2 separate regions of the Mus musculus genome follow, and region 1 is linked to region 2. A link is a loop called in an ENCODE intact Hi-C map of the cell type or tissue named here. Cell type or tissue: heart. All regions are shown on one strand. Each heading gives the region's core, and the rest is flanking DNA. Links, peaks and the distances in the headings are about the cores only.

Region 1 (14,834 bases), core at 2,537-10,536, 150 kb after region 2:
AGGCAACAAGAAACATGATGGCTGACTGTCACTGTCTTATGCAGGGAGCAGGGACACGTGATGGAACGCTGATAAGGAACATTGTTTCCAGGAGTGAGATTGACTTAAATCTTATCAAGGGTCAGTTTAAGAAGATGTACGGCAAGACTCTCAGCAGCATGATCATGGTAAGGCACAGGTTCTCAACTGTACTGATGCCAGCTTATGACACAGACATTCCTGGGATGTGAGATGACATGACTGATGTCCCAGATGACCATCCCTTCCCCGTGGGCACCTCACGCTTGCATCAGTTACCGGATGGCACACACAGAGACCAGGAAGGAGAGACGCGTAACTATGGGTGTATCAGGGAGCATGTGGAGACTAAAGAAGCACAAAGGGCTGCCCTTATCCCAGAAAGTGGCTTTGCATTTGAGCTATGGAATATACCAACGCCTTGCAAAAGGAACCATTTCTGAAGGGACAAAGAGAGAACGTAGTTTCATAGAAATCAGGGCCCCCTTTTGGTCCTACATCTAAGTAGTCCAAGTAAGGAAGTTTTAGGCTCCAGTGGATTGCCTACCTACATTCCAACTAGTGAAACTCCCAGGGTATTAAGTGCATAGGGAGGGATCCCTGCTAGGACTGAGATGGCCTGTCTACAGATTTCATTTCATTAACTATTTCATTGCCAGAAGTCAAAGCATGACAAGAATATCCCTTAGCTACTCAGTCAAGTGGCTAGTTCTTCTACCAGGTTGGATTGTTGACGAAATTAGATAGGCAACCCATAGTTCTTCCACCAGGTTGGATTGTTGACGAAATTAGATAGCAGACCTCTGCGTTTGCTGGTTCAGACAACCAAAGATTGAAAACACTCAGGAAAAAAATTAATCTATACTGAACACACACATGCTTTTTTTCTTGTCACTATTCCCTGAACAATGGTTATATGTCATATAAATTTACATATTATCTGCATTGCATTAAATATTATGAACAATCTAAAGATTGTTTAAAGTATAGGAGGGTGTGCATAGGTTATAGCCAAGACCAGCAGCATTTCCTATCAGGGACTTGAACATATTCAGTTTAGTATTGGTGGGGTCTTGGAACCATTCTCCCATGGACACTGAGGGACAAGTGTTATATTTTTAAAACACTACTTTAAGAAACTTCAGGCAGGATGGCATCAGGGAGGCAGGCAGTAAGATAGAGGTGTTGGAACTATTTTTGTGTTTTAGATTTCACAACGAAGTTGCTCAGGGGATGGGAGATTAAGCACAAGCCAGCCTGGGCTGCCACTAGGTCACCCACGCAGTACACCTCATCACAGATGGCATTTTATAGATGAGAGAGCATGTCTCACCGAGGTGAAAACAGAGTCTGTGTATGTTGACAGAGCTGTGGTCCGGACCTGCATGACCCAATCTGCCCCATGCTCTCTCTATGTCTAGATGTGACTCTGGGCTCCTTACTTTCAGCCTTGGCTCCCTGACATGCAGTAGTGGGTGACGAATATATATGGCTCATGTTGAATAAGTGAATGGCTCTGTACTCCTGGGTCCTGAGAGATGCACAGGAAAGGAGCCTGGGGAAGTTGACTGAATAAGGAAACGACCTGCAAGCCTTCCTTGTCTTAGGGCTTAAGAGTGGATCTGTGTCTGTGACTCACTTCCCTCAACCATCCCCCATCGGGCTGGACAGAGAATCAAAAGAATAGTCTGAAACATGGAGGAAAGAGCAATAAATAGCATTACATAGAACTGTGGCATAGAAACACTTGAAGGGACAGGCCCCACCCAGGGAACACAACTTTTAGTAATGAAAACAGAAGAGAAAAGCCAACATCATAAAACTCCCTTCTAACCACCCCCTTGTGCTTCCTTCCTCTAGGCCGACACCAGTGGTTACTACAAGACTGCCCTGCTGAACCTTGTGGGCACTGACCTCTGAAAATGTCAAAAAATAGAACAAGGGCAAGAAGTGTGAGCCCAGCCCCTGCAGCTTCAGCCCCGACCATGGGTGGGGGTAGGGGACACCTCATCTGGCTTTTAGTCTTCTGTTGCCCAGTTTCTGATGCTTCTCATCCCATGCTTCTGACCCGGATGATGAGACCAGCCTGGGTTTCCCTTCCACCTCTCCCGTCAGTCATTTCTAGGTATGTGTATACCGCCCACCCTAGCATTACCTCTGAGCAAACGGAAACATCAACATGAAGAAAGAAGCTTGCAGTGTCCTGTGGGTCATTCCTTCCCCTTCACACAAAATCTCCTGGGCACAGGGCACACAGATGCCTTGGCTCTGACCCATCTACTGAGTCAGGGTCTTCAGAGGAAGAACCAAGGAACATGGATTTCTAGCAGTTGTCTTAGCTGCTAAGCATCATTATCAGGCAGCCAGTGAGCATGTGGGAGAGCACCTCTATGAGAGGACACGGCCGTGGATCTGAGAAAGGGTCACATAGCTCTGCCAATCGGGACACTCACTTAACGGAAATTGTTAGGCTCTAGGTGGAGGAAAATTCTTACACCATCCTAATAGCACGCATTAGATGGGATTACAAATCCCCGTCCTGACCCAAGTACGCTGTGGTCTGAGAAACTCGGGCTTGTCCAGTCATTCCCTCCATGCTGAAGCTTGCAGACTAGGGAGCCGCCCAGCCCTGAGCATGAATCCCATCCTCTGATCGTGGTCTCCGAGCCTGAAGAACATGACAGAACTCTTCTCAATATTCGTTGGGCTTTCAGAATCATAAACATTTGTACTTTCAAAAAGTGTCTGTGGATTTGTGGGGGGTACATTTGTGTGTACTAGGGTATATAAACTGGAGTGTGTGTGCACTGGGGTATGTGCATTGGGGTGTGTGCACTGGGGGTGTGCACTGGGGGGATGTATGCATTGGGTATGTATACACTGTGGGTGTATGTGCACTGTGTGTGTGTGCACTGGGGTGTGTGTGCATTGAGGGGGGTGTACTGGAGTGTTGTATACTGGGGTGCATGCACTGGGGGGTGCATGCCCTGGGTGTGTGTACACTGTGGGTATATGTGCACTGGGAAGTGTGTAGTGGGGGATGTGTGCACTGGGAAATGGGCACTGGTGTGTGTAAACTGGGGTGTGTGTTTGCACTGGTGATGTGCACTGGGAAGTGTGCACTGGAGGGGTGTGCACTGGGGGTTGTGTGCACTGGGGTGTTATGCACTGGGGTAGAGGGCATGCTTACTGACTGGAAGGTCAGAGGTTGACATCCAGTTGTCTTCAATTTCTTCTCAACCTTAATTTTGTTGTTTTATTTTGTTTGTTTGTTTGTTTGTTTGTTTTTTCAGGACATGGTTTCTCCATGTAGTCCTGGTTGCCCTGTAACTAGCTGTGCAGACCAGACTGTCCTTGAACTCAGAGATTTGGATGCTGGGACTAAAGGTGTGACCCACCAGGCCTGGCTCTCCACCCTAGGTTTTTTGAGATAGCGTCTCTCAGTGATCCCGGAGTTCACTATCTCTATCAAGCTTACTGACAGGTGAGCTCCTTGGACCTGTTTGTCCCCATTCCTCAGTGATGAGGAGAGGGACACGGAACCCCATGCCCAGCTTTATGTGGGTGCTGAGGATCCCAACTCAAGTCCTCACGCTCGCACAGTGAGTACCCCCGGAACCAACGTCCCAGCTCCGTCCATGGGTTCTTATCTGAGAAACAGAGCTTTAGGAAGCAAACCTGTGGGCATCTCCCTAAGGCAATGCTTGGAGTGACATGTGTCCCATATAGCCCTGGGGACAGGACTTCTAAATGGTGATTATTTCCATTCCCCTCCTAGTTTGTGACCCAAATTCTCATATCTCAGGGATAAGTGAGGCATTAAAGTTAGTTAGTCCTATAGCAACCTGCAGCTTTTCTGTATTCTCTGCTACTCACGCACCCAGGGGTGACCCTTGCTGAAGTTGGTATATATAGGGTACACTTGGAAGTATCCATAGATGAGAATTTATTTTTTTTCTTGAATGGTCCTGTCTTTTTTCTGTTACTGTATCTGTAGAGTCCTTTCCAACTAAGCCAAAGTCTGTTGGAAGACCCTGCTATTAAGGGAGTGGTCCACCATGTCCAGACAGCTCTCTGAGCTTGGAGTAAAATGGAGGACTTCCTCTCTCTCCAGGGCTTCCTCTTCCCTGAGCTTATCTGGAGAGTGTCTCTAAGCACAGGTGCCTGACCGTACCTAGAGGATGACCCTGCACAGAGCTTCCTACAAATGCACACAAGTCCCATTCAGCTCTTCCCGCACATGATCAGTCGGTACTGTGCTATGACCCATCAGCCCGTCCTGCCCATAACCCCCAAAACCTTACCTCTGAAACATAAAACAGATCTGTCTCCCTGAAACTATCTCCAGAAGTCCTTCCGGCATATTCTCAGCTGTACAAACCCTGCTCACAGCTCCTGCTCCCTCTGTCCTCATGGGGCAGCGCCCAATGCCCCACACTACCCCAAGGAGACCCACAGTCACACAGTCAGCCTCCTTTACCTTCTCTGAGCACCCTCCCCATGTGTTTCTTCTCCAATTCCAGCTTCAGCAGCAAGCCTCCCTCTCCCAGGGTAGCCCTAGCACCCTCTGCTCACTCTGGCCTGCCTTTAGCAAGAATCCTGTTTGGTGGCTTTTGTCAGAGTTCCCTTTACCTCTATATCTCCTCTGACCCTTGATTCCCAGTCCCCATTATTCGTACAGAACTAAGTCAAGTACATGCAAGGTCTCTTCTCCCTTCATGCAAGCTCTAGAGAGAATCTGGTTTTACAACTTTAGTTGTTACCCACCTTGTTTCTCTGTGACCACGGGTGCTCTGTGCTTACGGTCTAGCCAGGACTCTGTACCGAGAAAGGCTCGTCCTGGTGCTCCAGCTCCTTAGCTTTCTCAGAGAGCTAACCCATCCCAGAGGCTCTGGTCTCCTATCAAGGTGTGTGACTCCCTTGGAGCTAATTCATTTCCTTCTGTTGCAACATGAGCTGACAGACAAGGGCTAAGCAGCCGGGAAACTGAACCCAAATCTATGGCTGTGGTGTAAATCAGTCTTCTTCCTGTAAGAGCTTTGGAGGGCTTCCAATAACCTTTTAGGGATTCTTTTCTGCTTAAGCAACCCATAGTAGACAACTGTACTGGCAGCCCTGTTACACAGTATTGCTGTTCTGATCACATCATTCTCAGAAAAACCAAGTACTGTGCAGGCCAGAGCTTTGCCCTATTCATTTTTTAATATCAAGTATCTGAGTTAGTTACTTTTCTATTTGCTGTAACCACACACATGACACAAACAACTTATGACAAGAAATATGTGTTTAGGTCCCTGGTTTCAAAGGGTTTGGTCCATGGCTATCTGGTCCGCAGGAACTTGGACAGAGCATCACAGTGGCTGGAGCATTACGTCAGAGAAGGTTCTAGCATCACAGCAAGCAGAGCGAGAGAGGAAGGGGCCAGATATCACCAAAGACCCCCCTCCCTGTGACCTCCCTTCTCCAACTCCACCCCATCTCCTGAACTTGCAAGAACCTCCCAAAATGCACTACCAACGTAGGACCAGGTTTTCAACACATGAGCCTTTGGGGGCAGCTCAGATTCAAACCCAACTATGTCTAACATGCATTTGGCACTCAGCGAATGGTTTCAAAAGAAAGGCAAGTAAGGGTAAAGAACTCGAGGACAGAACATCTCGCAGGTATAAAACAGGGCTTTAATGGCCTCAGATTCTGAGGCCTCTCTGTGGGTCCTCGGCCAACCCTAGTAAACAGTAGCTCAGAGGCAGATCTAAGGGAAGACGGTAGCTGCTCTCATTCGACTGCAAACGGCTTCTAAGTCTGCCACTGTTGAGACTGATTGAGAAGACTGTATCAGACCACCAGTCGGGGGAGACTTGAGGGCAGTGACCAGAGCAAGAGCTTGGCACTGGTGTCATGCTGTGGGAAGGGTAAGGCTGGAGTGTTGGCCTTGGCCTGCCTGGTTTTTATTCTTTAGCCACAGAAGGACTGTCTTCCTGGAATTTGAATACTTGGCAAGAAATAGAGGGGAAATGAATTTGTGGTCAACAATTTGCTGTTACCTGAACTATGCATTCTATATGACGCCAAGTTGTGGCTGGTCAAGTAAAGTGTTAAGGTGAAGTTTGAACAGCTAAAGGCTGACTTAGTACTCATGAAGCAGACAGGGCAGGAAAGAGCATTCCATTCTAGGAAAAAGGTATGCAAACAGCAGAAGGGATTGGTCTGTCCCAGACGTGCTAAAGGAATGCTGTGTTAGCGCCCACAGAGATAAAGACAGAGGTGTCAGGGGCAAGTTAGTGGAGGCTCAAACTGCTACAGGCTGAGAGGCTCAAAGGGTTCCCACAGATGGTGGGGTGCCCTTGCAGGGATATGTAAGAGAGTATCTTCATGCTGGCTTGGGGGGAGATATGGGCAATGGTTATGGCAACCTGCAACAGAAAGGCTGAAGTAACTGCCAAGCGTGCAGCACTTTGTGGGTCCAAGTCAGGAGGCTGGTCTTAATCACCGTCCTTGTAGAGGGTGCTTAGAATGTGTTATGGTACCCCAAACTTGTGCACTTCTGTCCCCTTAGCAAAGAGCAGGCCCTGACAGCCATTGCTCCTACTAAGACCTTAAGTATCTGAAATTCATCTGTGAGCCTCAAGGCTAAGCCTGAGGCTCCAGGCACTTTCGTGGCTTCCTCATGATGTGAAGTCAAAGTGGGCCCAGTCTGATGCCTCGGTGGCCTACGTTTGCCCTTATCCCTCTGCCAGATGATTCCTGGTTCTGGGCCTGGCTCCTGGACGACCATCTGATTGAATACCAAGACCACCAGCTTGGTTATTAGGGCTTGCCCGCCTGTGTGATATGCTGTGAGCTAGACTCCTTCAGTGTCTCTCAGTCCTGAATGCCCAGGGTGTCTGATGCTTGGTATTGAATGGACACAGTCCACTCAGTCTGCCTAGATCCTTCAGAAACTCCCTAGGGCCCCAACTTTGTAGCCACATCTTCCTCTCTTCCCAGAATGCCTTGCTGCTGGAGCACATTATTTGGCCATGGTGAATTGTCACCTTCCACAGTTCCTCTTGGCTCTGTTGTCTTTGGCTCCGGGCCACTGAGCTTCTCGTCCTGAACTCTTCCCTATCCTCCACCATAAGTTGTCCCTAAGGGAACAAGGAGAGGGCCTCTTGCAGATATTGAGGGCACCCTCCCCCCTGCCTTCTGCTGTGACTCTGGCGGCCCATCACGTTTCCCTCTGTCCACAGCCAGCAAGGGCCCACTGCTAGCTACGAGCCTGGGTAAAGCCACAGCCTGCTGGCCTGGAAACCTGCTCTCGCAGTGCCCTCTGGTGGCTTCCTTTGACCAGAAGAAAGACTAAATTGATTAGCTCTGACTCCCACCGGCCTATTCAGGGAGGAACTGGAGGGAAACCCTGCCCTCCTCAGCAAGGCTTGGGATAGTTACATGCTGTCCCGTGCCCTGGGTTCCTAGAGTTGTGTGCCTTAGAGTTGAGAAATCCATGTCTCCAATAAATCCATGTCTCCAATAAAACTTCAAAACCTCTTCACTGTACTGCAGTGACTCTCACAGGTCAGTGTTGGCCTTCTTGCCCAACCTGTCCTCCAAGAAGTGACCTGTCCTTGCCACCTGTTTAAATAAACCAAAGCATTTCTACAATAAACCATTCACTGTGGGCTTTTTGATGTGAAGAATGGGTTTGAGACAGGGTTCCTCAACCTTGGCTGTCCTGGAACTAACTCACTCTATAGACCAGGCTGGTCTCAGACTCATAAGGATCCTCTTGACTCTGTCTCACAAGTGCTGGGATTATGACATGTACCACCACCACCCAGCTAAAATAGGCTATCTTTAATCTTGGGCTAGAAAACTATTCTTAGTCAAGACAGAGAAGTAATAATTCCAATAGAAAAATAATGATAAGTTAGACTTCAAAATTTTCAACTTTATCTGTAAGAGAATCAATCAACAAATAAAGGACTAGAAAAATGAATATATATATATGACATGTTTCCAGAGTATTTTAAAATTCCCATAACTCCATTATAAAAGGCCTAATTTAAAGCATGAACTCCACAAAGAAGCAACTATGGGCAACAACATAAAATATGTGTGCATTTCAAACCTTCAGAAAGACACATGTCTCATACTGCTAATAAGAAATTAAAATAATGTACACATTTGCAAAAGGTGTTTGGTCACTTCTTATTACTTTTAAACAAACACTTTTCTGTGGGATCCACCAATCCACCCGTGGTGGTATTTAGAGAAAATTATTCATAAAAGATAAAAACTAGAAAGGATCCCAATGTCCATTTGCAAGGAGGTGAATGAAGAAACTGGAGTGCATCAGTAGGTGGCAGAGGAGAGAGGCTGTATCTATGCTCAGTGTTCTGACCTGTGAAGCTCTGAATGATTAATACTCTAACATTCCCTGAAAAAAACAAGCCTGATATGACCACTAGCCTGGCACCAGGGTGCCCATACAGGGAGCTAGCCTGAGACAACCAGCCATTAGGCATTGCACAAACCCTGATAGGATCCCAGGGCAGGGAATGAGCTGGAGACTAGAAAACCCCACCTGGGTCCTCACCCCCTCCCCACCGCAGGAATGAGCCCAAGACAGATGACCATCACACGGAAGTCCTCAGATAGTTCAGGGGCAAGGAGCAACCCAAACGACCACCAGTCTGTCACCATGGGGCCTGGACAGGGACCTAGCCTGAGATGACCACCAGTCGAGAGCAGTACAGGCCTAGTGGAGCAGACCATGCCCAAGACGATCCTTACTCAGCGCCATAATGGACAGGAGGAACACAGCACTCCTAAGACCAACCCAGAGGCTCAGAGACCCTGGGCTTGCGCCACTAAGAGGAACAAGTAAGTGGTGGAGAAATGGGAAAGAAAGAGAAACAGAAGGATGGGGAGGGGCAGCAATGAAGAAAGGTAGAATGGGGGGGGGGGCGATAAGGAACAGCCCGTGAGTAGCCAGTAATGCCTCCTGCAACCACCAGGGGGCCTCGTCTAGGTCCTTGGCCCTGGGGCAGCAGGGATCTGTTACGACCAAAGGCTGGTGTTACCAGGGCTGTGCAGAGCTTGCCCCATCCTTCACCTGGACATCCTTGGCCAACTGCAGTACTCCAGAGAGCCGGCTCAGTATTTCAGGAGTTGTGGGTTAGCAGCCCCAAAGGTGTGAGAGCATGGGAGAGCTGGTCCCACCAGTTGTCTTCAGTGAAGGGACAGGGAGAGATTCCCTGCCCTTCACCCCTTACCACCAATAGCAGACAGGAGAGCTGGTCCCAACACTATCAGAGCTCAGAGTGGGAGAGCTATCCCTGTTCCTCACCAACTGTAATCTTGGAAGAGCTGCCCCTGCACTTCACCCGGGCAGCATTGTAGAGCTAGCCCTGGATGCAGGGGTTATGAGTGAGCCGACCCTGAGGGTGTGAGCACAGGAGAGGGACCCGGACTCTTGTCTGCTCTATGGTGGAGCTGATGAGGGAGAGATCCTCCCCTCCCGCGCTGGTGAATTCATTCATAATTGGTTGTCTAGACATTTCTCTTTTATTTTTTTTTCAAGGATGGTTTTCTAGACATAGAATTCTTGAGTGATTTTTTTTTTCATTTTCTGCTTTGACTATATGGCCCCTTTGCTTTCTGTCCTCCGAAGCTGTAGTTAGTCATATTAAAGTGCTCTTGAACGTGGTAGCTTATTCTTCTAACGCCACTTTAAAGATCCTTTGTGGCTTTGATGGTTTTGATTCTGCTGGGAGTTTGTTTCTTTTTATTCAACCAAGGGCTTACTGGATTTCTTGAATATATAAATCAGTGTTTTGTGGCGAATTTGGGATATTGATGGCGATTGTCTCTTCAAACATCCTTCCAGCTGCTGTCTAGTCTGCTCAGATCTCTGGAACTGTTGGGTGTTTCTCACTCTCCTTCCTGTTTCTTACGCTGTCTTCAACTCACAGACCATTTCCTGTGCGCATTCTGAAATGCCATGCAACTTCCCACTTCTGGATTTTTACTTTTTACCCTCACACTTGAATTTGACCCTCTCTCTAGCATTGTGTCTCATCACTGAGATCTGCTCTCTGCTTAGAAAGCACTGCTGTCCTGTGCTTCCAGTATTTGAATGTGGTTTCCTTCCTTCTTTTCCTGTGCTTATGGAGGGTGATCTAAAGTCTGTGACAGCGTGTCCAGTGTCTAGGTTTCCTCAGGGACAGTGCACACTAACCAACTGTTATATTCATTATTTTTTCCCTAAAAATGGGCCATACTCTCTTGAATTTTTTTTTTGCACTTCTCATTATTTTTTATATTTTTTATGCTTTAGGTAAAATAAAAGTGATATTTCTAAAAATAAGACATAATCCTTCTCTAGGATCTGTTGTTATTGCTGTTGTTGCTGCTAGTGATACATTTTGTTTGTTTTGTTTAGTGATTTTCCTGAACCACTTCATATTTGTCTAACTAACTTGCTATAATATATCTAATAATAACCTAAGCCTTTGTTATATGCAGTCACAGAAATGGTGTCTCAGCTTAATGATCAGCTAATGCTGGCACAATGCTATCTTTTAGATCCCTCAGATTAGTGATCAACTAAAGATTACACAGAGGTATCTTTAGATCCTCTGTGCCCCTAAGTCCATTCTTTGCTGAGAAAGTTTTTGTGTGTTGGGTCATATATTCAATGTTCCAGCAAGCACCTGCCATTGCCTGTAAGTTATTCAGAGGTTAGCCCCATGTTAACCCTTCTACCTAGCCAGGAATGTTAGAGCTTTTCAAAGGCATGGACAGATCTTGTTCTCCAATGTTTCCTTTTAAATTTTTGACATGTCTCTTATTCGATCCAACTCATCCTGGCCACCAACCGCAGTGGTAAGCAAGTTCCATGAGTTGGTTTTCTGTGTTTTGTTCATTTATTGTAGTTGCTTTGTTTTTTTATTGGGAGTAAAGGCGGTTGGTTGGTTGGTTGGTTGGGTGAGTGGGTGGGTGGGTAGGTGGGTGGGTGGTTGGTTGGTTGGTTGGTTGGTTGGTTGGTTGGTTGGGTGTGTGGGTGGGTGGTTGGTTGGTTGGTTGGTTGGTTGGTTGGTTGGGTGGGTGGTTGGGTGGTTGGTTGGTTGGGTGGGTGGGTGGTTGGGTGGGTGGGTGGGTGGTTGGTTGGTTGGTTAGTTGGCTGGCTGGCTGGCTGGCTGGCAGGCTGGTTAGTTGGTTTTTCTATACAAATGCGCTCAGGATATTTGTGCTGTCACAAATTAATCTCTGAACCATGCTAAATGGGAAACTCTTCTCGAATGGAGCTCTTCCAGAGAACTGCAAGACAGTTCAGTGTCAGTTCCCCAAGTGGGAATTCACAGGGAGCATGAGCCTGTTCTGTCAGCACCAGAGTCTCAAGGCTTCTGTTGTCCTCGATTGCCCTGTGAAGCTGTCTGCTTTCAAGTGTCCCAGGGAGCTGGGGAGAGGAAGATAGGAATAAGCAACCTCAAATACCATGCTTACTGGCTTTACTTGGGTTTCATTATTTTTTTATTGACTAAATGCTATTTAAAATGTTGAGAAACCCCCAGCTAATTTCCAGAACTATGAAATAATTGATCATAATGATTGTTGTTGAAAATGTTTCTCAGCAGTCTTCCCGGGACCCTGGATCTTACAATCTTTCTGCCCCCTCTTCCTCGACGCTCCCTGAGCCATGGCTGCAGGAGTTATGATACAGCTGCATCCAAGGGGCTGCGGTTCCCACTATCCGTCGATCTTTGCATTGTACCCAGCTGTAGTTTTCATTGATGGTTTCCATTTGCTGTAAAAATTGGCTTCTTTGAGGATGGGTGGTAACTCTACTTATCTCTGGGTATAAGGATAAGATTTAAAATATAAAGGAATCGTGCTGCTCCCGATAAGCAGCAACAGTAGGTTCTTTCCTAAGGCCAGGCACTCACTAGCCCTGAGAAGCTGGCTAGGTTTTCAGTACCAGGCATTATTTCCTTCCTGATGAATGGCATACACAATGCTATGCTATTCAGTTGTACAGAAATATGAAATTGTGCTAGAGAGCTGACTCAGAAGTTAAGAGTGCTTGCTGGCTGCTCTTCCAGAGGTCCTGAGTTCAATTCCTAGCAGTCACATGGCTCATAACCACTTATAATGAGATCTGGTGCCCTCTTCTGGCCTGCGGGCACATATACAGTCAGAAAGCTGTATACATAATAAATTTTAAAATATTTTTTTAATGAAATCACTAAATTTGCAAGTTAATGGATGGACCTAGAAAAGATTATATTGAGTGAAGCAACCAAACCCAGAAAGGCAAACACTACACGCTCTCCCTCACCTGCGGGTTCTAGCTCCAGTTCCTCAGACATGAGTATATAGCATGAAGTAATTGCAAAAGCCAGGAAGGTATAAAGGGACCATGGGTCAGTTGGCTATAAGGGGAACAGCAGGACATGGATGATATGAAATGAAAAGGAAAAAGTGGGGAATGAGGCTCCAGCTGGGATGGACAGAGGGAGGTCAATATCCACAAAGAGCACGGTTAAATAACACCAAGGTTGTTTGATACCATCTCATGAAGTCATATTATTTTATATCAACCTAAAATTCTGCACAGTACATATAAGTGGGTGTATATCTATGCACACACACACACACACAGTTTAAAGGAAACTAAGCCACTTGGCCTGACAATGCCCCCCACAAGAACCACAGACTAATAAAAACCCCAGTAGCAGGCATGAGTAACCTCCTTTTGAATGGCTGGTCAAGGTCATCTAAGTGACCCCCCAAAAACAATATAGATTATCACTGCAGCATGTTTTTGCCTCTCAGTGGTTGGAGGTGGCCCCTGTTGCTGAAGACACCACACACTCAGGACACCAGACAAGGACGAGTTAAGCTGGACCTGACCTGAAAACTTCACTCCTGCAGTCTAGCCTATCAGAAAACACTATTTGAGATGCCGAGCGGGGAGGGAGAAGACAATTCAAGAGTCCTACCCAGCCACAACAGCCGTGACAATGACCAGCATGGCAAGATAGCCATAAAGATGCAGAGAGGAGCACTCACATGCTGGGGGCAACCAATGGCTGCCTAACTGGACTTTTTAAATAGTTGTATTTATTTTATTATTTCACGTGTATTGGTGTTTGTCTACTTGTGTATCTGTGTACCACATGCATGTCTAATGATCCTCGGAGGCCACAAGAGGACATCAGATCCCCCGGGACTAGATTTACTGATGGTCGTAAGCTGCTATGGGATGCCGGGACTTGAATCTGGGTTCTCTTGACAATGCTCTTAACAGCCAAATTGTCTCCCTACACAGATACTTTTGGGGGGTACAGGATCTCATTTTGTACAGCTATCCTACAACTTGCTATGTTGACTGGACTGGACTTGAACTCACAAAAAAATCTTGCCTCTGCCTCCTGAGTATTGAGTTTAAAGGCATGAACCACCAGAACAGTCCAGAAAGTTCTGGCTAAGCCCTGTGGCCTTTATCTAAAGCACATTTGCATTTTTTATGAACCATGTTGGCTAAACTTACTAGAGATCCAGACATCTGCTTTTCTAGCAGGTTCTTCTATAGTATTTGTTACCAATAAGCATTCCAAGGGGTCTCATTCTATGTGGCTGTGTGGATAGCCAGTGTTTGGAAGTATCCAGAACCTCCACGCCTTGGCCCTCCATTCCCCACTTATCAGCAGTTTCCCAGAGTACCCCAGACCCTGGGACCAAAATATGCTGGCTGGCCCTTTAAGCTGTGATTCCACTATACATGGCCGCTGTAGGCAGATGGTGGGAAGATTGTCCTACAAACCTCAGGGAGCCTTTGGCCAAGAAGAAGGAATGGTTGAAGCAACTGAAGGAAGGCTGCCGAGAATGAGCAATGATGTGGCCAGACTCTAATCGAATTCTGGACTTCCATGGGGCATGCCGTCACTGCTTACAAATGGAGTCCAGCCACAAAATTGAATTATCAGCTAAGCAGGTTCTAGAAGCACAGAGCATCTCATCCTCTGCAATGTGATTAAGGGCTATGTGAGCGAGGACGGCCTCCAAGGCAAGGGATCTGGAAGAGTGCTTTTCTCTGGCCAAAGCATGTGGAAGAAGATTCCATTGCAACATCCCGATCATCTCTGGAAGCTTGAGAGTGCTGTCTGTCTGTCTGTCTGCCTGTCTGTCTGTCTGTCTTATCTATCCCTCCCTCCTCTGTCTCTCTCTATCTCCATCTCCATTATCCTCTCCCTATCCCTCTTCCCCCCACCTCTCATGTGTGAAAGTGAGCACATGTGACTATACTCACGTGATGTGTGCACTATCAGCTAATAGAAGCAGGAAGATAAAAGTTGAATCCCTCTCTACCTTCACTCACCAAAAGCTCTCTGTTTCCTTCTTTTTAAAGTAATAGATTGGGAGCCAGCAAAACGGTTCATCACATCAGCCATTTGCCACCAAGCCAGACCCTGAGTGCAATCCCTGGTGCCCACAGGATAGAAGGAGACAACTGTCTCCCATGACTTTCCCTCTGACCTCCATAGGTATGCCATCATGCACAGAGACACTCACAGTATATACATGAAAAAATGGATTGGAATTCTCCGTTACTTTTAAAATCTCACTTCTTAATCAGCAATTTATAAAAAGGCAGGTCATACCTGAGCCCTTCACAGAAAAGACAGGTGTGGTAGACAGTTTTATGTCAACTTGACATGAGCTAAACTCATCTGAGAGGAAGGAACCTCAAAAAAAAAAAATCTCAGGGTTGTTTTGATTTGCATTTCCCTGATGATTAAGGATGTTGAGCATTTTTTCAGGTGCTTCTCAGT
Region 2 (14,834 bases), core at 2,954-10,953:
TACAGACAAGTGTATTAACACATGTACCTCTGTCTATAACATAATCCAGATCACATGTCACCTAGTCAAGGCATCTTGTTCCCTAGGCAGTGGTAAGGGTTGTAGGTAGTTTTGCAGCCCACACTGGACAGCTCTATGCATTTGTATACATGAGAACCTTTTATCTCATATTCTTGGAGGGTACCTTTGTGGCACGTGTTGCCAAAAAAAAAAAAAAAAAAAAAAAAAAAAAAAAAAACAGGCAAAATAAAAACAAATACAAAACCAGCATTTTTCCTGGTAGTCTTCACCCTCTCCCTGTCCAGAGCTTGGCCTGGCTTCAGCAGTGACAGATACGTGCTCACAGAGAAACTCTGACTGTGTGCCTGGAGTTGGATTCTTCCAGGTGGAGGTTGAAAAAGGCTCAGTCACCCCACAGAGGCCTCTGTGTGCCACCCCAGGCAGATCCTGACAGTAAGTCTGCCTCATTTCCATTGGCTGCAAACAGTGGGGTGATGAGACCATATGTCACTTGGGTATTAAACAAATCCTAATGAGCTAAAAATATGTTTGTTTTAGCTAATTGACCTCCTTGGCCTTCCTAAACCACTTGGTAAACATCGTCAGATAATGGCTTCCAGAAACTGACTTGTAGGTTTCCAGCTCACAGAGTAAGCTCTCTCATCCCCACCCGAAGACCACCTTCTCTGGCTGCCTGCTGCGTCACTGTGGGACTCTACCTGCAGTCCACCAAGCCCAGCCATCTGTTCTGGATAGAACCCAAGAAGCCAGGAAACAGGAAGTGGCCACACCAGCTGCTATTCCACGTCTATACAACGCCCCCTACAGGCTAACTAAAGAATACCTGCTAAATAAGAGAGAGGTGTCCACTAAGAGGCTCCCTGGACAAAGCAGGAGTTCTAAGTGCAGGCTCCATGGTGAGTGTTCTTTGATACCCAGAGCCAGTCAGACATGAGCAGAAGTCCACATCACGAGAAAAGGGTAGCATACAGAAAATGCTCCCTGGGACTGGCTCCCAGGTGTGACCCTGCGGGTATGAGAATGACAGGTATTCTTTGTGTGACTTAGGACCACAGAGAGCCACTCACTTCTCACGGTGAGCACTGGACTGAAGCTGAGCCCCTAACTATTGGGGGGGGTGTCTCCATTCACAAAGAGAATGAGGCTCACTAGATCACTTAACCTTATCTGGTCTGAAATTATTGATCTCATGTCCCTCTCGCTGTCACACTCTGTACTAGTGTCCGGACCTTTCATTCATCTTGAAAGTTGTGAGGTACTGACATCTATATTATACCTAGAAGCATAATAAGGGTATAGGAACAAGTTTCAATTCCTGAGGCTGACAATGGCCCTAGACTAAGCCTTCCCAGTATCTGAGATGGTGGTGGCCTATGCAGCCTTTTCTCGCTATCCGTCACCTGTCCCCATCTGAAACGGTGGGTTGAACTATCTACTAAACTCCCTGGTGATAAAATAGATATGATACTCATTATAGAGCCTTCATCAGTAACTTCCAGACACCGCAATGCTTTGTGAAAGCATTCATGTTTAATCTACCCAATAACTTAGTCTACAGAACAAGTCAGATACCTTCCCCAACCTATGAATAAACAGTAGCAGAACCAGACCTCCAACTGCGTCTGCCTAATTCCAGAGTCATGGGTGAGCCACAGTGGGAAAACGATATTTATTTGTAGATTAACGATTCTCATTTGCAAGACTTTAGTAAAAACTGTGGGTGTAGAAAGCATATCACAGGGCCTCGCATGTGTCAGGAACTCAAACTAAATGCAATTGTTTGTGTTATTCTACACAGACATGGCTCAGCAAGATGAGATGCAATGTTCCTTCCGGGTCAAACCACCCTGGCCTCTTCTTCAGAGTCCAGCTCATGTGCTTGAATTAGACAGGATTAAAGGCTTAGCAGAGCTGGAAGCCTCACATCTAACTCCCACATTGAGCCCCAGACCTTCTGTCTGCCTGCTAAGAAGGGCAAGGGAGAGAGGCAGCTGCAGGACCACAGCCTTGTACACACGGAGCTCTTATCCAGGAGCCAAGGCTCTGGGATCCCAATGATGAGAGAATGGGTCCTGGTTTTGTCCACACTGCTCTGGGTTCCGGCTGGTCCCACGCACCTCTTCCAGCCAAGCCTGGTACTGGATATGGCCAAGATCCTCCTGGATAACTACTGCTTCCCTGAGAACCTGATGGGAATGCAAGCAGCCATTGAGCAGGCGATGAAGAGTCACGAGATTCTGGGCATCTCAGACCCTCAGACGCTGGCCCAAGTGCTGACAGCTGGAGTCCAGAGTTCCTTGAGTGACCCACGACTCTTCATCTCTTACGAGCCCAGTACCCTCGAGGCTCCCCAGCAAGCACCAGTGCTCACCAACCTCACCCGAGAAGAACTGCTGGCCCAGATACAGAGGAACATCCGCCATGAGGTTCTTGAGGGCAACGTGGGCTACCTACGAGTGGACGACCTCCCTGGCCAAGAGGTACTGAGCGAGCTGGGGGAGTTCTTAGTGAGCCATGTGTGGAGGCAGCTCATGAGCACCTCCTCCTTGGTGCTAGATCTCCGGCACTGCTCTGGCGGCCACTTCTCTGGGATCCCTTATGTCATCTCTTACTTGCACCCTGGGAACACGGTCATGCACGTGGACACCGTCTACGATCGGCCCTCCAACACCACCACAGAGATCTGGACCTTGCCCGAGGTCCTCGGGGAGAGATACAGTGCTGACAAGGATGTGGTGGTCCTCACCAGCGGACACACTGGGGGAGTCGCAGAGGACATTGCCTACATCCTGAAGCAGATGCGGCGCGCCATCGTGGTGGGCGAGCGGACGGAGGGTGGGGCCCTGGACCTCCAGAAGCTGAGAATAGGCCAGTCCAACTTCTTCCTCACAGTGCCTGTGTCCAGGTCCCTGGGACCTCTAGGTGGAGGTGGCCAGACATGGGAAGGCAGTGGCGTGCTGCCTTGTGTGGGGACCCCTGCAGAGCAAGCCCTAGAAAAGGCCCTGGCCATCCTCACCCTGCGTCGTGCCCTGCCAGGGGTTGTCCTCCGACTTCAGGAAGCCCTCCAGGACTATTACACATTAGTGGACCGAGTGCCGGGCCTGCTGCACCACCTGGCCAGCATGGACTACTCAGCTGTGGTCTCTGAAGAGGACCTGGTGACAAAGCTCAATGCTGGCTTGCAGGCTGTGTCGGAGGATCCCAGGCTCCTGGTGAGGGCCACCGGACCCAGAGACTCCTCCTCAAGACCTGAGACTGGGCCTAATGAGTCCCCAGCAGCCACCCCCGAGGTGCCCACGGAAGAAGATGCCCGGAGGGCCCTGGTGGACTCTGTGTTTCAGGTGTCCGTGCTGCCGGGCAATGTGGGCTACCTGCGCTTTGATAGATTTGCAGACGCCGCTGTGCTGGAGACGCTGGGCCCTTACGTGCTGAAGCAGGTATGGGAGCCTTTGCAGGACACGGAACACCTCATCATGGACCTGCGTCATAACCCTGGGGGTCCGTCCTCGGCGATGCCTCTGGTGCTGTCCTACTTCCAGGGACCTGAGGCCGGACCTGTACGGCTCTTTACCACCTATGATCGCCGCACCAACATCACCCAGGAGCACTTCAGCCATCGGGAGTTGCTAGGCCAACGCTATGGTAACCAGCGTGGAGTGTACCTGCTTACTAGCCACAGGACTGCCACAGCTGCCGAAGAGTTTGCCTTCCTCATGCAGTCCCTGGGCTGGGCCACACTGGTCGGCGAAATCACCGCGGGTAGCCTGCTCCACACCTGCACGGTGCCACTGCTGGACTCGCCCCAGGGTGGCCTGGCGCTCACAGTACCGGTACTTACTTTTATTGACAACCACGGTGAGGCCTGGCTGGGGGGTGGGGTGGTACCTGATGCCATCGTGCTGGCTGAGGAGGCCTTAGAGAGAGCTCAGGAGGTGCTGGACTTCCATCGCAGTCTGGGCGCCTTGGTAGAGGGCACGGGTCGCCTGCTGGAGGCTCACTATGCCCGGCCAGAGATCGCACAGCGGGCCAGAGCTCTCCTGCAATCTAAGTTGGCCCAAGGAGCCTACCGCACAGCTGTGGACTTGGAGTCACTGGCCTCACAGCTCACTGCTGACCTTCAGGAGGTATCTGAGGACCACCGCCTGCTGGTATTCCATAGCCCTGGGGAGCTTGTGGCAGAGGAGGTCCCTCTACCGCCCCCTGCCGTTCCCTCCCCAGAGGAACTCTCCTATCTCATAGAGGCTCTGTTCAAAACGGATGTGCTACCCGGCCAGCTCGGCTACTTGCGTTTTGACGCCATGGCTGAGCTAGAGACAGTAAAGGCCATTGGGCCTCAGCTAGTACAGCTGGTGTGGCAGAGGCTGGTGGACACAGCTGCGCTGATTGTTGACCTGCGCTACAACCCTGGCAGCTACTCTTCTGCCGTTCCTCTACTCTGCTCCTATTTTTTTGAGGCGGAGCCCCGCCAGCACCTCTACTCTGTTTTTGACAGGGCGACATCTAGGGTCACAGAAATATGGACCCTGCCGCTGGTTGCTGGGCAACGCTATGGATCCCATAAGGACCTATACATCCTCATGAGCCACACTAGTGGCTCTGCAGCCGAGGCCTTTGCTCACACTATGCAGGACCTACAGCGGGCCACCGTTATAGGAGAGCCCACAGCTGGAGGGGCACTCTCCGTGGGCATCTACCAGGTGGGCAACAGCCCCTTATATGCCTCCATGCCTACTCAGATGGCCCTGAGTGCCAGCACCGGTGAGGCCTGGGACTTGGCTGGTGTGGAACCTGACATCACTGTGCCCATGAGTGAGGCCCTTTCCACAGCCCAGGACATAGTGGTCCTGCGTGCTAAGGTGCCCACTGTTCTGCAGACAGCTGGGAAACTAGTGGCTGATAACTATGCATCCCCTGAATTGGGGGCCAAGATGGCTGCCAAGCTAAGCGGTCTGCAGAGCCGCTATGCAAGGGTGACTTCAGAAGGGGCCTTGGCTGAGATGCTGGGGGCAGATCTGCAAATACTCTCTGGGGACCCACACCTGAAGACAGCACACATTCCAGAGGATGCCAAAGACCGAATTCCTGGAATCGTGCCTATGCAGGTAAGGTACAACAGAGACTTAACCTGGTTCAATCCTTCGAGTGACTCATCCAGATGTTGGCAGGTGTGGATATGTGTACCATGCAAGGCTTAGTTCTGGGTTTATGTTTTCACTTATCCTGTCCTTTCTTCACTTTCGCCTCACTGTCTCTCAACTCTCTGTCTCCACTGTCTCTGGGCAGCTCTATAGACGACTCAATAAATCTAATGTGAAAATTGGAGTGGAAGGTCTTACATCTCAGCCAGATAGAAGGCAAGAGTTTCCATGAGTTCCCACTGTCAAAACTGGGGAAGGGAGTCATCAAGTTATCTGAGGCTCTAAAATGAGATTTTCCTTCCCTGAAAATATGAAGCTTACATGACTTGGATCTACTGTGTCCTTAGAAGCAAAGACCAGAGACAGGACACAGGTCCTGGGGTGGCTGAGTGCTAAGGCCCAGCCCAAAGACCTCTGTTTGAAGCCATTTCGAACAATGCACAGCATGATTCTGGTTGAGCTGAGGTCGTGAGTATCTGATCCAAGGCTCAGCTTGATAGGACATTTGGAGCAAGGTGGCTGCAGTCAGAATACTTGAAAGCCAGCACCAGCGTACCAGGGAGCACAGACAGGTACATTAAGCTGTGCGGCTGCTGAGGAGTTGTGGGGAGGAAACGGATCTGGCCAGGGCAAAGTGGACAGGATTCATGGAGGCCCAGTCTACCTTAGCTGCACTAGGGAGAGAAGAAGTAGAGTCCTATTAGGGGAGTTGTACTGGGCTTCCAGGACCCCAATTTGCAACTTTGTCGTGTCTATTTTTTCCAGAATAGCCAGGGCCATGGAGTGAAAGAGTGGGACTGAGTTTGGAATGGATTCCTGGTCTGGCTTTTGTCTGTTCCTGTCTGTGAGGGCCTCAGAAAAGTTAGCCTCTTTGTCTGTGCTTCCAGATTGTTCTGGAAAGAGGAGAATAACAGTGTCTTCTATACAGGGTAGCTGTCCATGTGATGGGCTCCAAAGTGCTTATCCCAGGGCCAGTCCCCTCCCTATCCCAGCAGAAGAGAAGATGGGTCCAGGGACACTGAGCAGTGTCTGGAGGTGTTGGAAGCATCAGAAAGGCACCTTACCTGGGCTTTTCATCTCCAGACACCAAATGAGGGGTTGGCAGACCTGAGCATTTGCTGCAAGGATGTCTCTAATCAGCTGACTTAGACACAACACATGGTTCCCACCCCAGCCCTATCACCCACATGCTACCCTCCCAGACACCACTCACTCCTTCCCATTTCCTTAGTAGCCTATGGTACCGCCCGCTCCTGGGCACGGCCATCTGCTGCTGTCCTGATATTGAGCCAGGCTTCCCACTCTTGCAGATTCCCTCCCCAGAAGTCTTTGAAGACCTGATCAAGTTTTCCTTCCACACAAATGTCCTTGAGGACAACATTGGCTACTTGAGATTCGACATGTTCGGGGACTGCGAGCTGCTTACCCAGGTCTCCGAGCTGCTGGTAGAACACATCTGGAAGAAGATTGTACACACTGATGCCCTGATCATCGACATGAGGTCAGTGGGCTGGACAGTGATCCCAGGTTGAGGCACGGCACTGGCTGAGGACAGTCAGAGCTAGAGACCAAAACAGAAGGAAAGATTCCCAGGGAACAACCAAGGAACTGAAAGGAACCAGACGACCTACCTGCCAGGGATCTGGCCAGCTAGCCCAGAGGTTCAAATCTTATCGGCCAGTGGGACCTCAGCACTGATAGCTTTTTAAGCTCCCCTGGTGATCCCAATGTGTGTTTGAGGTGAAGAGTTATCCCACATCAGTTGCCTGACAAAACAAATCAAATGGGGGTGGGGGGCAGGGACAGAAAAGATAAGCCCGCTGATCCTTGGCCCCAGGCCAGCCCTATGTCAGTAGCTCCAAGAGAGATTGGACAGGCTATAATCCTGGTGGTCAGCCCTCCAGTGTGGTCGTACTTCTGCAAAATCACCCTCCCAGGACAGCCATTCTCTGGGCATCACAAAGCCAGGGCCCCAGGGATAATCTAGAAATGAAGAGATGCTATCAAAATGAGAAAGCTTTGCATAACAAAATGGTTATTGGATATCTCTGCCCATTTACCTCCCTCTGCTTAAAACAAACAAATAAACACTGTATTTGTGGTGAGTCTCCATCATAGACCCCCTTCACCACCTCTGCTCCCCCACGCAGAACAGTCCTCAGGCAGTGGTCAGACTCAGGCCTCCCTCCGATCCCAGGTCTATCGATGGGTGTGTCCCAAACACATCCACGAGTATGAGAAAGGTCAGGGTGTATCTCTCCATTGGGAACCTTTTCCACATCTCTGCTGCAAGAGAAAGGCTCTCGCAGCATTTAAGCACCCAGGCCGGCTGTAATTGCAGCTCTTGCACGACTCTTAACAGTCACTAGGTGGCGCCAAATCATGGTGAGGCGGGTATCCCTCTCTGGGAGATTATTTCCCATGGCCAGGTTTTATAGTTGCCCAAAACCTTAGGTGATCATTTTGTTCCTTAGACACCTTAACAAACACCAGAGACACCACCGACCCACACATCCTTTTGACTGAATGTATCATTCACATTTTTTAAAGGGAAGCTCCAACTAGAGGCACATTTGGCTTAGATTCCTCTGTCCCTGGGGTTGGGGGTCAGATGCTGAGGTCATGGACATCAATGGGCTGTAAGAATCTCTTGATACTTGCCAGCACTAGATGGAGAGGCAAGGGCAATACAAACTTGCGTGTAGGCTTCTCCCTCCCCGTGTACCTCTACCATCTTGAGTTTGCTATCACACCAAGCATCACTGGTAACTTGTGTTACTGCACTTGATGGGGGTCTGTATTCTATGCATAGGTAGAATGAGCACAGAGAAGCAGTCCATGGTTGCTACGTGGGAAAGCAATACCAATAAATTCCCAGTTACAGGATTCATTGGAGCCTTTAATACATTAGTATATAAGATCAGGACCCAGGTTTGGTTATTTTATTTTCTCCTCTTTTCATTTTTTAATTCTTTCTTTTGATGCTGTGGTTGTTGCTGTTTTGAGACAGAGTCTCACTATGTAGTCCGCAGATGATTTGGAGCACACTATGTAGACCATGCTGGCCTTGAACTCTCAGAAACCCATCATCCTCTGCCTCTCGAGTGCTGAGATTAAAGGAGCCACCATACCCAGCCAGTATTTTCTGGAAGCATTAGACCACTGACACATTTAGTCTCAGGAGACTAGGACTCTACGGGATCCTCTGGATCATGTCTCCTGTGGAGTGTCGAGGGGTGCGCAGCACTGAGGTACCCTGAAATTAGAACCCTTCTTCACAGGACAAAGAGCCAAGTTCAGGGAAGGGGGCTCACTGAGTGCCTCCCTGTGAGCTCAGACGCCCTCCGAGTCATTGGCTCTGCTTCCCTTAGGTTCAACCTTGGCGGCCCCACCTCCTCCATCTCAGCCTTGTGCTCTTACTTCTTTGACGAGGCACCTCCCATTCTGCTGGACAAGATCTACAACCGGCCCAATGACTCGGTCAGCGAACTTTGGACCCACACTCAGCTCACAGGTACCTGAAGCCTTCTTCTCCCTATTCTCTTTCCAAAAAAAAAAAACCTTTTGAGTAAATCAGAGAAAAACAGCTTGAGTGTATATAAAAATAACAATGACAGAATAAGGTCCCTGTTCTGGTCCACTGGACACAGTCCTGGAACAACCTTCAGTATCTGAAAGGACATGTCTAGAGAAGAAAAGTGGCGGTCAGATGGCTTGACAGTCTTGTCTGAGGTCACTCGGCCAATAAGGGAAAGATCCAAGGTTTAAAGGTGGCTTTGCCTAATAGCTGCATGCCCCCTCCCATCTTAACAGCTGCATGCCCCCTCCCATCTTAACAGCTGCATTGCCCCCTCCCATCTTAACAGCTGCATGCCCCCTCCCATCTTAACAGCTGCATGCCCCCTCCCATCTTAACAGCTGCATGCCCCCTCCCATCTTAACAGCTGCATGCCCCCTCCCATCTTAACAGCTGCATGCCCCCTCCCATCTTAACAGCTGCATGCCCCCTCCCATCTTAATAGCTGCATGCCCCCTCCCATCTTAACAGTATAGCTAGCAGCCTACCCAACAAATAGAGATCTGGGATGCCCCCCTCACCTTGCTAATCAAATAGGTGCTCTTAGAGCTCATCTTGTTTGAACTCTTGGCTCCAGGTCATCACAATTGCCTGAAGAAATGTCCAGATGCTAACAGGCCCTCCTGTACTTGCCTGGGCTGGAGCACACCCAAAGCAGCAGAGGCAACCTCAGCCCCATAGACTCCTGACTCTCGGGGCCTTATTTCTTGGTGAATCGCCTCCCTCCCTCTGCCCAGCACAGAGAACCAAGGACTCTGGTGGACCTTGTGTTCCCACGCAAGGGAGGCCATCGGAGAGGCCAGCAGGGTTCCTCTGACCAGAGAGGCAACTGGCCACTTTCATTTATACATTTACTCATTATATAAGCATTTCACTACCGTGGCTTCCAGGATTTATTCAATAGCATGGAAGATTGTAAAAGGAAAAAAAAATCAGATGAATTCCAAATTTAAACAGCTATTTAAAACCAGGTTACAATAGTCTCAGATTTAGAGATTCTATAACTTTGATTGGCCTCCAATATGGGATCTACCAGTGCCTTTGGACACTAAGACCTTAAATGTGAGTGGTTCTTACTGAGTTACATTATCACTGTAAACTCCACACCAGATCCAGAAAGCCTACTGTGGAAATGAAAGGCAGGAAGGGGAGGGTGGGAGGGGAAAGCAGGGAGATGGGCCTCTTGCTTTAGTGTAATAATCTCATTGTAGTAAATGTTTCTTTGACATATTATTTAATCAAAGCATGATTAAAGTTAATTTCATCTGTTTTCTTTTATACTTATTAATGTAGCTACTCAAAAATTTAAAATGACAATGAAGTCATAAAGTAATAAATGTCCTTCTGGGAGCCTAAAGCAAAGACTCTCAGGTCAGAGTGGGAGGTTCCTTTGTTCAGGACATGGTTGCATGCCCTGTCCTCAGGAAAAGCCAAGCCTTCCTCCATATGACCACACACAGCACATGGCGGTGTTCGGGCATATGAACGGCTATCCCTGTTTCACGGAGGCAGACCGAAGCTGGTGCCCCACGTATTGACACAGATGCGGAAGACTAAACCTGGGGCCCTCCTCGTGGCATCCATCACTGTAGGTGGCGGGGGCTGATTTGACCCCGTGCTGAATGGCCTCTGTCCTCCAGGTGAACGATATGGCTCCAAGAAGAGCGTAGCCATCCTGACCAGTGGTGTGACAGCCGGTGCCGCCGAGGAATTTACTTACATCATGAAGAGGCTGGGCCGGGCCCTGGTCATCGGTGAAGTGACAAGTGGAGGTTGCCAACCACCGCAGACCTACCACGTGGATGACACCCATCTCTACATCACCATCCCTACAGCTCGCTCTGTGGGCGCTGAAGACGGAAGTTCCTGGGAAGGGGTGGGCGTGACACCTAATGTAGTTGTCTCTTCAGAATTGGCCCTTACCAGAGCCAAGGAGATACTCCAGCAGGCCCTGAGGGGGTAAGGCAGAGTCTAAAGACTCTGAGGATCCCCACGGCCAGAGCTGTGGTGGCAGGCTCTCTGGGCCACTACTGGGGCTCCAGCACGAGATCCTAAGACCCCAGGCAGCCCCCAGGGGGAGGGGTTGCTGAGCTCAGACATCCTCCAGGGTTCATCTGCTGGTCCCCACTACTCCAAAAAGTCTCTCTCCAAAAAGTGGGAGCTCAGCCATCTCAAAGGCATCCCCCCATAGTGGTTATTCTGGGGAGACTGAAGTCCATCTCGCTTCTACTCACACCTCCTAGCTGCCTGTCTCCTGTCCCCATACTGTCTCCAAGAGCAATTCTGTCAGGAGAGGGAATTGAACCACGGATGTAAAGTAAGGCACACGTGACAGTTTGCTTTTTCTAGTAGTCACCTTTTCAGAAAGCAAAAGAAAGACGTGCTTAGTGCTTGTAGCACTTTCCAGTGTCACAGCCCCTCTTTAACTCGGGACAGCCGTTATCTGTAAGTTCACCCTTAGTGGACAGCATTACTAGGTCAAAATGCATGAAATACCTGAACAAGCCTATGCTAGAGTAAAAATCTCCCTAATGAACCTCCCATCAGAGTCCCTCTGTTTAATGTATCTGACTTTCTATATCCACAGTCCTCTTGTGAATATTCCAGGATGACAATGGTGGCCCGTAGCCTGCCTCTGTGTGGTCTTCCAAATTCAGTGTGTAGTCTGGGGTTACTGAACATCTGTGTGTTTCTGGTACTCAGTGGGGACCTTCAGCTCATGGCTTCTGAGGTTAGGAGCCCTTCCGTATGTATCCCATCCTCCCCCACAGCCCTGTTGTCATTGCTTCCCTTGCCAAGCCTTGTCATGTGCTACACAGCTCGAATGTGTAGACACCACATGTGAATGGCAGAGTAATAGGACACAGGTCTACATTGCCCTCCACCTGCAGTCCTCAGACACCTTACCTGGGGGAAAGATCTCTAGGGTCCAGTGAGGACAGTGGGAACAGGACCCCTGGCTGGTGCCCTAGAATTCATACAACTTGTTCCCACTACCTTATAAACTAATTTAAAGATGCTATGTTTTTTAAAGGAGGACCATGCACCTGTATTGTCTAGCCTTGACATCTGGAAAGGCTAAGCTGTTGCTGCTCAGGGCCTAATAAAGTGGCAAAGCTCTCCAAAGATAACACAGCCCCACATCAAAGACTCTCACGAATACCCACCAAGACTCCAGGGAGTCCATGGGGCACCCTTCAACTGACCCTATATAGACTCTATGCAGACCAGGGCCTGTCTTGCTATATTCAAGTAAGCACACAGGTTGGGGATTTGGTGGTAACCTGAATAATATGGTTCTTATTTCTCTTTATAAGATAAATGTGTGACTGCTCTACAGGGCTTAAGCACTTAAATTCCAGGAATCCCTGCCCTTCCCACCTCCCACTTCCCCCTCCTCTCCTCCTTCTTTCTTGTGTGTGTGTATGATGTAACATAAATTAAATCCTTACTAATAGACTTTTAAGTGGCATTTCTTTTTTAATACTTTGCTCTTTTTCTAGGTCCTCACAATAAGCATATCACACTATTTTCAGATGTAGCAGTTACTATCCTAAAGAACTAAACTGCGTGTGTAATCATACCATCAGTGGTTCTTCTTTTCTTCCCTTTCTCCCTTGTCTGACACTTCTGGCATTTGTAGATGGAGAACTGAGTTTAAGGCCTGGGACCGAGAGCTTTGGGGACAGCAAAAGGCAGAAATCCCATGGGTGTTCAGCAGGGAGGACATTCAAGGTTCTGTGTTCTCACATGAGCCACTGTCACCACCCATCCTTCACCCGGGAGGCCACTGAGATGCAGGAAGCTTGGAAACCTGCCTGAGGCCACACCCAGCTTGGTCTTCTTTAGGCCACCTAGCGTCTGTGCTCACTTCCAACTGAGCTGTCTATGGGAGAGAGTTCCTATGAAGCAATGACTCTAGCTCTAGAGTCAGCCTGCCTGAGTGAGAAGAACAGCCCAGCCTCCTCTTACTAGTGTGATTCCAGGCAATGTACTTCACTCTCAGGGCCTCAGTTTCCCCAAGTGCTCATTAGGGGAGGCAGATGTTACGTCCATGAAAAATCACAGTTAATCAGAAGTCCAGCCAACATGAGTTATTATTTTTCTACTTCAAAACTGATGTCTTAGAAGCTCAGCTCCCGGGTAGTGAGGAGACATTCTACTTTAGTTGGTCAGAGAAACCCTAGGTAAAGACTCAGTCTGGAACAAGTGACCAGACAGTCTAAGCATCAGCATCCTGCCAGATGCAGGGTGAGCCGTGGCAGATTGACAGCAGCATCCTCGGGAGAGACAGCTCCAGGTATGACTTCAGCCCTGGTCCTGACTAAGCCTCTTATTTTTTTTTTCTCCCAAGTACCCAGTCAGGTCCCTCAGGCTGCTCTTCTGAGACTGGGCACAATCCAGGCTCCTCCCAGAAACCCCTTCCTGCCGCCATCAGCCATACTGTTTTCTTTAAGAGAATAGTGCATCCTGGAGCCACTGCTGGGGGAGAGGTGAGACCTGAACCCAAAGCTGTCTGCCTGAAAATCCCAATGTTTCTACTGCACAGTGACTAGTATGGGCCTAGGCCTGGGGAGGGAAGCTGAACTTGAAAGAAATTAATATTCTCTTCATAGCAAAACAAGCCAGTCTTCCTGCATGTGAGCTTCTCGCCGACTAGAATAAAAGACAAAGGAAGCAACACACACACACACACACGCACACACACACACACACACACACGCATATACATACACACACACAGAGGCCCTGGGAAACACAGATGGATCAAAGAGGTAACGCTAAATTTAAATCCTTTTCCTTCCTATCTCTCATACAAAACTGATTTCCAAACATTCTCTCCTAAGAGGCATCTTAAGTCATATCATGTTACAGAATAACTTCCTTAAATAGGGGAGTGGTCTATTAGATTCATATCTCATATACTATATGGCCTTTAGACTATATCCCATGACTTGTAAAAAAAAAAAAAACAAAAACAAACAAGCAAAAAACAAAAACAAAAACAAAAAAAAAACCCTAAAAAACAAAAATTGTGAAAAAAAACGATGCAGTTGTGTTTAATCTGTTTGGTAAATAACTTACAGGTGCCTCTAGGGGGCGCCATCTCTTCCCAATGGGATGAAAGGAGGCCGCGACTGGAGTTGGGCTTCTCACACTTTCACCCTGAGTAGCAGTTCTCTTCCAGAACCCATGAATGAGTGAGGTTATGAGGGTCAGGCCTGGCTTCTGCCCAATACAGCAGCTGGAAACCTGTGAGAGCCAGAGGCACCGGGTGATGGTTTCTTTGCCTTCCACACTAACACGGTTCCGCAAGTCCATGCCATGTTGAGCGCGCCCCTCACATTACCAGAATGCAGTAAACGGAAGCCAGTCACACCAACCCCCCAGTCCTGCTCCAGGAAACCCTCCTCCTCCTCCACGCCACCACAGGAAGGCACCTATCAGCCTGCCTGTGTTTAAACAGCCGCCGAGTTAGTTGACAATTACACTGACTCCTGGCCTTTCTTACAGTCCATTTTCCAGCCTGACTCTGAGGCGGCTTTCCCCAGGTGACCGGCCCAGGCTCAATGCAAGACCGGACGCCAAGGTGCACCACCACCGTGTCTGTGCCCTGGCACCTTCACCTGCATTTGTTTGTCTAGTCACACAGTCATTTACACTTCGGACCCTTGACCTAAAGACCCAGGAATCTGTAACAAGTTCGGAACTAGGACCTGGCACTGAGATGGATATTAATTGTTTCCAAGATAAGGACAACACTAAATAGAAAACTTCAACGACGGTCTGAATTAAGCACTAAGAGTCCTTGGGTAGGAGTTGTTGGCAAAGGCCTCATCTAGTAAGTTGATCTGAGCTCGGAATGTTGTCTTTCCGCCTCATTTTCAAATTCTTTTTTTTCTTTCTTTCTTTTGCATCATTCTGGAGATTGAACCTTGGTTCTCACGCATGCCTGGCAAACACTCTACTACTGAGCCATAGCCCCCGGCCCCTGAGGACTTCTTAGATGCCTTCATTTTCCCAAGAATTCGTTTTATTTATGTGAGTGGGAGTGATTGTGCCACATGTGTGCAGGCGCCCCCTGAGGCTACAATAGG

What was found. A loop is a pair of places that touch in the nucleus more often than their neighbours do. Peaks named below come from ENCODE experiments on the same cell type or tissue, not always from the same donor. Only the 100,000 strongest peaks of a DNase experiment are listed, where the experiment ranks them.
Region 1: it touches region 2 in a loop (12-fold over the local background); 8 of 42 quality-filtered maps call a loop at or near these places.

What each region holds. Positions count from the first base shown.
Region 1 is chr14:34,097,813-34,112,646 of GRCm38, forward strand. A630023A22Rik (RIKEN cDNA A630023A22 gene) reads right to left here and starts at 4,942. Exons shown (of 5, transcript NM_001251843.1): 1 at 4,786-4,942. Anxa8 (annexin A8) reads left to right here. Exons shown (of 12, transcript NM_013473.4): 11 at 45-167; 12 at 1,879-2,759. The coding sequence ends at 1,938. It also overlaps the pseudogene Gm24998. In heart, for the core only: CTCF peaks have their summits at 7,336 (motif pointing left) and 9,023 (motif pointing right); DNase peaks (open chromatin) are centred at 7,299 and 8,919; H3K27ac peaks cover 253 bases.
Region 2 is chr14:33,952,022-33,966,855 of GRCm38, forward strand. Rbp3 (retinol binding protein 3, interstitial) reads left to right here and starts at 1,982. Exons shown (of 4, transcript NM_015745.3): 1 at 1,982-5,123; 2 at 6,470-6,660; 3 at 8,531-8,673; 4 at 10,377-12,198. The coding sequence starts at 2,076. The coding sequence ends at 10,699. In heart, for the core only: CTCF peaks have their summits at 4,229 (motif pointing left) and 7,520 (motif pointing right); no DNase peak of the experiment used is centred there; H3K27me3 peaks cover 990 bases.